Linked DNA regions of Homo sapiens: region 1 is linked to region 2. A link is an interaction called in ENCODE POLR2A ChIA-PET data of the cell type or tissue named here. Cell type or tissue: Panc1. All regions are shown on one strand. Links, peaks and the distances in the headings refer to the core of each region. The heading gives the core; the rest is flanking DNA. Region 1 overlaps HRH1 (histamine receptor H1). Region 2 overlaps ATG7 (autophagy related 7).

What was found. Peaks named below come from ENCODE experiments on the same cell type or tissue, not always from the same donor. Only the 100,000 strongest peaks of a DNase experiment are listed, where the experiment ranks them.
Region 1: POLR2A ChIA-PET joins it to region 2 with 8 read pairs; 2 of 35 experiments call an interaction of 5 or more read pairs at or near these places.

Annotation. Positions count from the first base shown.
Region 1 is chr3:11,192,707-11,197,098 of GRCh38, reverse strand. The region is part of intron 1 of HRH1 (histamine receptor H1); the gene reads right to left. LOC102723663 (a long non-coding RNA gene) reads left to right here. Exons shown (of 4, transcript XR_001740596.2): 3 at 1,895-2,106; 4 at 3,212-3,664. Among named protein-coding and RNA genes, the nearest start is that of HRH1, 40 kb to the right of the region's middle. In Panc1, for the core only: no CTCF peak of the experiment used is centred there; no DNase peak of the experiment used is centred there; H3K4me3 peaks cover 1,184 bases; H3K27ac peaks cover 1,629 bases.
Region 2 is chr3:11,315,153-11,319,544 of GRCh38, reverse strand. It overlaps ATG7 (autophagy related 7), which reads right to left. Exons shown (of 21, transcript NM_001349232.2): 9 at 4,052-4,201. Among named protein-coding and RNA genes, the nearest start is that of ATG7, 45 kb to the right of the region's middle. In Panc1, for the core only: no CTCF peak of the experiment used is centred there; no DNase peak of the experiment used is centred there.

The DNA.
Region 1 (4,392 bases), core at 132-4,131, 120 kb after region 2:
GGCTAGAGTGCAGTGGCGCGATCTCAGCTCACTACAAGCTCCGCCTCCTGAGTTCACGCCACTCTCCTGCCTCAGCCTCCTGAGTAGCTGGGACTACAGGCGCCCACCACCATGCCCAGCTAATTTTTTTTTTTTTTTTTTTTTTGTATTTTTAGTAGAGACGGGGTTTCACCATGTTAGCCAGGATGGTCTCGATCTCCCGACCTCGTGATCTGACCACCTCGGCCTCCCAAAGTGCTGGGATTACAGGCGTGAGCTACCGTGCCCGGACGAGATTCTGCATTTTTAACAAGCTGCCAGGTGATCCTGATGCTGCTAGTCCATGGATCACACTTTAGCTGAACAGCTACATATGACTGGGGATATAATACCCTGTGACAGCATCATACACAGTTTCCAAAAGGGCAGCTTCTCAAATATTTTATATGGGCTGAAGGGCTCTGAGAGATGACTCAACAAAGGGCGCAAGCATTAAGTTTCACCATCAGTATAGGGCAACTCCCATGTGCTAGGTGAGTAAACAGGCATGTCCCTATCATAATGGAGTGAGCAGTTGAAGAGGAGTAGATGAGTAAAAATCAAGGAGAATTGCTTGAACCTGGGAGGCAGAGGTTGCAGTGAGCCAAGATCACGCCACTGCACTCCAGCCTGGGCTACAAGAGCAAAGCTGTCTCAAAAGAAAAAAAAAATCAAGGAATCACACGGACAAATGTAACAGTGTGTTTGTGGCAAATGTGAGGAATGTCTGTAAGATGGGGATGTGACCTGCTTAGGGAGGCTGAAGAGGGAGGAAAGGGTGCTCCAGGATGAAGGAATGGCACAAGCAAAGCCCCGGCTGAGGAGCCGGGCAACTGCAGTGAGGCTGCTGCGCAGGGCCAGGGAGGGATGAGGCTGGAGACTTAGGCAGAGGCTGGATCATGCAAGATCGTGTGGAGAGTTCTGCCTCCAGCCTAAGAACACCAGGGGCACCGAGGAGCTTTAAGAGGGAGGAGGGAATACAGCCAGATTTACATTTTGAAGAGATCACTCTGGCTGCAGGAAAGAGAATGGACTTGGCGGGGCCAGAGTGCGGAGTCCCTTCCCTGGGAGGGTGGAGCTAGGCTTGAGACAGAAAGCATTTTAGTCTCTTCCTGGGGGGCATAAAACTCGAAAGCTGTTGCTGGCTGCTTTCTGCCACAGGATGCTGGAAACAGTGACAGACAGTCTGCTAAGAACAGAATGAATCAGACACACAGGAAGTAACTGGAAGAGAGACAGCGTGTTTGGGGTGGGGACAAGCATGGGATGGGGGGTGGTCTGCACATTTCAGCCCCTGGTTCCAGCCCTTCCTGAAGCTCATCTGCAGCTCTGCCTTGATTTCTTTGGGACGGCTTTGTATCCCTATGAGGAGCTCCTTGAGGTGGTTTATGTCCCTGGCAACCCAGAGAGTCCTGGATAACGCACCTGAATTGAGGCTTTCAAAAGGGCAAGAAGCAGGACACCAGGAAGAGATTATCCAGATAGCTCATTTCATCCAATACTGTCATGAGAGTCACTTGGTTCTGCTGAATACACGTAGACCCTCGAGCTTCAGCACAGCCACACCAGGTCATTCCCACTCTGTACGCTGAAGTGGAGGGAACTTCCAGTGGTGGGGGATTGAGGAACCACATGGCAGATATGCCTCAATGTGGTGCCAGCTGGAAGCACAGTTGGCTTTCAAGGCCAGCAGCTGGGACTGTCCACCTAGCCCCAGGCACAGCTGTTTATGGTTTCTCCTCACGTTGGCAGTTTGAGTTTGATTTACAAGGGTCTAAGAGGAAACTGAATCTTTTCAAAAGGAAAACAACTTTGCAGAAGCTGCCTGTTTTCCAAGGAACCACTTTTGACGATGTTTTGCTCCTCTTGGTTACAGGTAACAAGAGGATTCAGAATCTGAGAGATACTGCTTAAAAGGAAAATGTCCTGGAGGGATGCCAAACTGCACTCTCAAAGGTTTCGGCTGGATGTGTGATATTGATGGGGAAACCCATTTCAGTGTCTCTAAGAAGGGGGTAGTGCTCCTCTTTCCAGGATGTCTCTGGGGAATCTAGAGCACCCCAAAGTGTGGTATGCATAGAAACATTGGTAAGCACAGTGATGATGTTTTCGGTATCTCACAAAGAAGCTGTTGTTTTAAGGATTATGCATCAATTTTAAGGCGTATTAGAAAAAAAATATCAAACTGGCAATTTCACAGCTTTTAATGCTCAGGATGAGGCTTAAATTAAAAACTGAGCTGACTTTATTCATTTATTTATTTTTTGAGACAGAGTCGCGCTCTGTCGCCCCAGCTGGAGTGCAATGACACAATCTCAGCTCACTGCAACCTCTGCCTTCTGGGTTCAAGCAATTCTCCTTCCTTGGCCTCCCAAGTAGCTGGGATTACAGGTGCACGCCACCATGTCCAGCTAATTGTTTGTATTTTTAGTACAGACGGGGTTTCGCCATGTTGGCCAGGGTGGTCTCGAACTCCTGACCCACCTCAGCCTCCCAAAGTGCTGGGATTACAGGCGTGAGCCAACATGCCCTGCTGTGAGCTGACTTTAAAAGTTATTAAGTAAATAATAGTACAGTTGGTATATGAAGGAGGCAAAAGGTGAAATTTATGTAACATTGAGATGAAGCGTGGGTAAGTGTCTGGCGCAGAGTCTGAGACGGGGTGGGAGCCTGAGGTGACACCACTGTTTAATGAGTGCCTTTATTATCTCTAATCCTCACAACAGACAGGGTGGGAATTGTTATTCCTATTTCACTGTTGAAAAAGCTAGGCTTGCAGGAATGAAAAAACTTGCTCAAATGCATACAGTCAGAAGGTGCCCTAGGTCTGTTTGCTTTGAGTTCTCTGACTCTTCAACTACACTGTACTACCCTTAATAAGAAAGTATCCTCTCTCTCTTCTAGAAAAAACAGGTGTCCTTCATACAAGCATCTCATAAAGGCCCCAGGTCTGGGGCACAGCCCATTTTATCCCTACGCACATGCTTATACTACACATACATTTGCATTTATGCTTGGAAACCAATGACCAAACCAACAAACTTCAAGACCAGCAACATCATTTTTATTTCCCCACAAAACTGATAAAGAACACTCCTCTGCAAAGCAGAAAACAACTCATCACTGTAGTAAATATGTAAGCTGATACCTTGTGAAGTTGCCCTAAATCTTTTTTCCTTTTCTCCCTATCCAGCTGCTTAAGGTCTGAATATTTGTTCCTCATCAATTCATGTGTTGAAATTCTAACCTCTCCTGAATGGGATTAGTGCTCTTACACGAGAGGCCTGACAGAGACTCCTCACCCTTCCCACCATGCGAAGACACAGTGAGAAGGCTCAGTCTATGAACCAAAATGTTGACTGTCACCATTTACTCAATCTGCTGTCGCCTTGAGCTTGGACTTCCCAGCCTCCAGAACTGTGAGAAATAAATTTCTGTTGCTTATAAGACAACCAGTTTATGACATTTCGTTATAGCAGCCTGAATGGACTAAGACACCCTTCCCACCATGTGAAGACAGAGTGAGAAGGTTCGGTCTATGAACCAAAAACTGACCCTCACCAGTCATTGAATCTGCTGGTGCCTTGATCTTGGACTTCCCAGCCTCCAGAACTGTGAGAAATAAATTTCTGTCGTTTATAAGCCACCTAGTTTATGATACTTTGTTATAGCAGCCTGAATGGACTGAGACACCCACCTTAAAAAGACAGTACCTCAAAACCATAAGGCAGGATAACTGCTAGCCTGATATTAATAGTTTTTAATTTACTGCTAGCTTCATTTTGCCAACTGAGTCAGATATTTTTTAAAAGTTCTGTTTGCAATTATTTTAACTTAGGAGAGGAGAAAAAGAGCAGGCATCAGCCTGCATATGGGATATTTCTGAAAGGATTTTGCTATGATTAGCTTGCCCTCAGGGAGAGTAAAATGTGAGTTATACAACCATGCTTATATTTAGATGTTGTTGATGTTCTGGCTTATAATATATGATGAGTTAGAAATAATTTTGTACTGATCAGCCCAACCAGAAAATAAACATGCTTTAACTTGTATTTATTACTAAACTTGGTCTCCTAAAACATGATAAAGCAGTTGAGTCTATAATGACTGAGCCATAGCTTCTCTGACTGACTCTAAGAGGGAATGACGTTAATAAGAGATTAGCCCATACCTCTAATAGCCCTGGGAGAGATGAACCCAAGACGGCAAGGCCCAGCTCTGATGGATGAAGGGACAGAGAACTATAAGAAGACTGGGTTCCATCTAGGATGGGTGGCCTGTTGAGTGCCCATCTTATCTGCTTAGATGATGATACTTGGAGACCTGACTCAATTGTTGTGAATGGTCTTTGTAAAATTTTATTTTAGAGACAGG
Region 2 (4,392 bases), core at 206-4,205:
TTTCTGGAGTTGTAGGCACAATGAGATAACCCAGAAGAGAAACAGGTTGAAGAGAGAAACTCAGAGGGATTCCAACATTTCTCCATCCTACACATGAGGACACAGGGCTCAAAGAGCAGCAGTGACTTTTCAGGGAACAAAGTGCTGGTAGGAGGAGGAGGGGGCAGAATCAAGTAAAACATGAAGCCAGAACACAAGTGCAGGATTTCATACTGAAAAGAATGCCTATTTTTGAAAAAAGAGGGTGAAAACCTTCAAGGAAATGTCGTGGCTCGAAGGGAAACTGGAATCATGCTAAAGAGAGTGAACAAGGTTAATGCAATAAAAGCAAGAACCACTGAAAATGATGTCTAGAAATTATTTCTCTAGGGTTCGGCCCTGCCCCCGGCAAAAGCCTTCTTTAATTTTCATACCAGTCCACAATTCTCTCTCTTTCCTCTCAGCATTCTCACATCATGTGTCTCTTAAGTGTCCAGCATTGCACTAAATGTTGAGGACGCAGAGTGGGGACAAACAAGATTCTGTGCTAAAGTTGCTCACAGGCTGGGGATATGGGGCAGGCAGAAAAGCAAATCAACAATTACTTTGGAGACTAGTCAGTGCTAGGAAGGAGGCTGCTACCAGAACACAGAAGAGAGAAATGAAATGGCGCAAGCAATCAGCCAGTGCTTCCTGGGGTAATGAATCAGAAAGGTAGGTGAGGCAGCAGCCAGGTGACAGAAGGGAGACAGAGAGATGTCTGCAGGCAGAGAGATGGGGGAAGCTGCGGCATTTGGAGGGCACAGGGGTAGCCAGAGCACAGGATGTATCTTGGGAAATATTAAATGAGGCTAGTGGTGGACAGGAACTGGAACTGAAGAGACCTCAAACGCCAAGCTAAGTAGTTTTAACGTTATCCCGAAGTCAACAGGAACCTTAGAAGGGTTTTAAGTAGAAGAGTTACATGATCAAATTTACACGTTAGAAAATGCACTTGGACAGCAGTGTGGAGGGGAGACAGGAACATTCAGGGCCACAGGTAGGAAAGGCAGCATGAAGGCTATAAAACTCCTATGAGGCCATCATGCTCTAAGGCTTCTGGTGATCTTTCCTAGAATAAGATAAGGCATAGAAGACCAACCAAAGTATCACCCGTATCAATTCTCTGAACTTATCTTCCATTACTTGAATTTCTCCTTAATTTTCCACAGGTCAATGTCTGATCTCCTCTAGAAGACCTTAGGTGGTGTGAGAACAAGTACAACTGTATCTCAAAATTTCTGGCCCATAAGGAGGTGTTCATCACGTGTGCTGAGTAATTCCAGGCTTTCCTGAGATACCACCCTAACCAAGTGAAGGATAGTGTGCCTGAATCCGACAAGCAGACAGGCAGTTAGTCTCAGGGACAGGTTTCTGGTGAATCCCTCAGAGCACTTCAGAGGAGACCCCAGAGATTTGTTGTCTTTCAAAATATACTGCTGTTGAAACATAAAGGAAGTGGATACATATTGAGCATCTACCATGTGCTCAGCATTTTATTCACATTATCATGTTTAATCCTCACAAAACCTTATAAGGAGGTGGCATTACCACCATTTAACAGATAAACTAATACAAAGAAAAGTTATGCAGTTTCCCCAAGGTCAAGGGAATGGTAGAAAGGCCATAGGCTTGTGGCCGGGCACAGTGGCTCACGCCTGTAATCCCAGCACTTTGGGAGGGCGAGGCGGGAGGATCACGAGGTCAGGAGTTTGAGACTAGCCTGGCCAATATGGTGAAACCCCATCTCTACTAAAAATACAAAAATTAGCTGGGCATGATGGTGCGCACCTGTAGTCCCAGCTGCTTGGGAGGCTGAGGCAGGAGAATCACTTGAAGCCAGGAGGCGGAGGTTGCAGTGAGCCGAGATCGTGCCACTGTACTTCAGCCTGGGCGACAGAGCAAGACTCTGCCTCAAAAACAAAAAAAAAAAAAAAAAAAAGAAAGAAAGAAAGGGCATAGGCTTCGGAATCAGACAATGTGGTCGTGTGACTTTGAGTCTCAAACAGAAAATGCAGATACTAATTAACTAACCACAGGTAGTAACTAACGCTTGTTTCACAGACTTATCATAAAAAGATCAAGTATGTGAAAGTCCCTTTTAAATTAATTGTAAAGCACTGTTCAAACTGTTATTATTTTGGCAGAGCTGCACTTTGGGGAGGACCACTTATTTACCACATACAACCTGACCTACGGTCGCTTCCAAACACAGGCCATTTAATCCTGCCTGCTATGACAAGAGGACTTCACACTAGATTGGACTTTAAATTATTAACGGTCTTATTGCTATACTAATTTAGCTGTGGTTCTGTGAAATCACCTGGGGGAAAGAATTTTAATAAAAATTCAATCTTCAGTCCTCAATTTAAAAAGGGCTTCCTCTGGGCCAGGAGTGGTGGCTCACGCCTGTAATCTCAGCACTTTGGGAGGCCGAGGTGGGCGGATCACAAGGCCAGGAGATCAAGACCATCCTGGCTAACACGGTGAAACCCCATCTCTAATAAAAATACAACAAAAAAGGGGAGGTGGGCTTCCTCTGAAAAATAAAATGTAAATGTAGTTGATTTTAAAATGTGCTTTTAAAAAAAAAAGTCATCCTAAGTTCAGGCTAAAGAATAACCAGACCGTCAGTTAAAGGCTTTCCTTTTTTCAGCTCTGATATATTCACATGGCTATGGAGATGATTCCATTTGATTTCAGAACTTCATAACACTCATAATCTTTGATATTTTTAATTCATAGTCTCCTGTATGGCTAAGACAACTTCCTATATATCTGATCACTTCTAAAAGACATTTACGGTACTCTTTCATTCACTCAAAAGAATTTTATTGAGGGCCTCAGACAAGTACTAGACACTATGCAGACACAAATTCATAAGACTTGGGCCCTGCCCTCTTGGAGCTTACAGTCTAATATGGCACAAAAAGAAACTTGTACAAGGTACTGGACCTGCAAATGAGGATCAGGGAATAAATGCAGTGACTTCAGATAGGGATAGATCATATATGGCCACACCATGATAATGCTTCACAGTGGAGATAGAATTTCAATAAGACAGAGAGAATTTCTTAGGGTTTTCACAAGTAGAACATGTTTTAGGAAGATGATACAACACGAGGAAAAACAAAGATACAAAAAAAGTTTTAGATGTATCTGACGGGAAGGGGATGGAGATTCTGGAGAAAAATAGATAAGATTAGCTGGAGCAATGCTTTATGAGGAAAATAATGGAAGATAAGGCAGGAAAGGCAGCTTGGAGCCAGAAGGAAGACACCATTATGCTCTTGGTCAATGAATGATACACTAAATGTGGGTAGTTCAAGGGAGATTCTTCTACAGTAGTGTTGCACAACATGGAAACAAGATTCTAAGTGTCCAGGAGTGTGATATGAGGGGCCTGAACTACAGGGTAGTTCTGGGAATAAAAATTAAAACATAGAGGGTAAAATACATCAGGAGGGAAAACGGAAATAACTTTAGCACTAATAGAGAGTAAGGTATTGGCTGGGCACAGTGGCTCACACCTATAATCCCAGCAGTTTGGGAGGCCGAAGCAGGTCACGCATTCAAGACCAACCTGGCCAACATAGTGAAACCTCGTCTCTGTCTCTACTAAAAATACAAAAAATTAGCCAGGCATGGTGGCGGGCACCTATAGTCCCAGCTACTCGGGAGGCTGACCAGGAGAATCGCTTGAACCAGGAAGGCAGAGGTTGCAGTAAGCCAAGATTGCGCCACTGCGCTCCAGCCCAGGCAACAGTGCGAGACTCCATCTCAAACAAACAAACAAAAAAAAAGAGTAAGGTATCAAAATTATTCTGAGCTGTAGTAGAGCTAGAAAAACCTAGAGGAGCTGATTCGATAACTGTAGGGGTGGGAGAGGATAGAGATAAGGAAATGTTCTTAAACATCCTTTGAAGGCTAAGGAAATCTAAACAAGTTTGAATTTTGCAGTGGTCTCTTGTAACATGAACTTCAGATTTTTTAAAAAACTATATAATAAAATGATACTCAAAGTTTATCTGACCTTCGTCCTTTGACCTTGGAAGAAATCACTGTAGTGTTTAAGCAAGGAAACCAGCACCATGTTCTCATCATACTTGATTAAGAAGTAAGGAAGAGCTGTGACTCCTTCTGTTTGACAAAGATTATCATATGCACACTCTAGTGCTTCAATCTGAAAACAGAAAACACGTTGTTATTCTCTAGAAAATTACATTTCTAGTTCTGGGCTAAAAACTAACTCAAAAAAAAGGTACCTTAAAACCAGAAGACTAGAAATGACTGATCACACTCCTCTTACTCTATTACAGCAAGTGAACATAGAAGTGCCTCCAAATAATACCACTTAGCTTTTATATAACACTT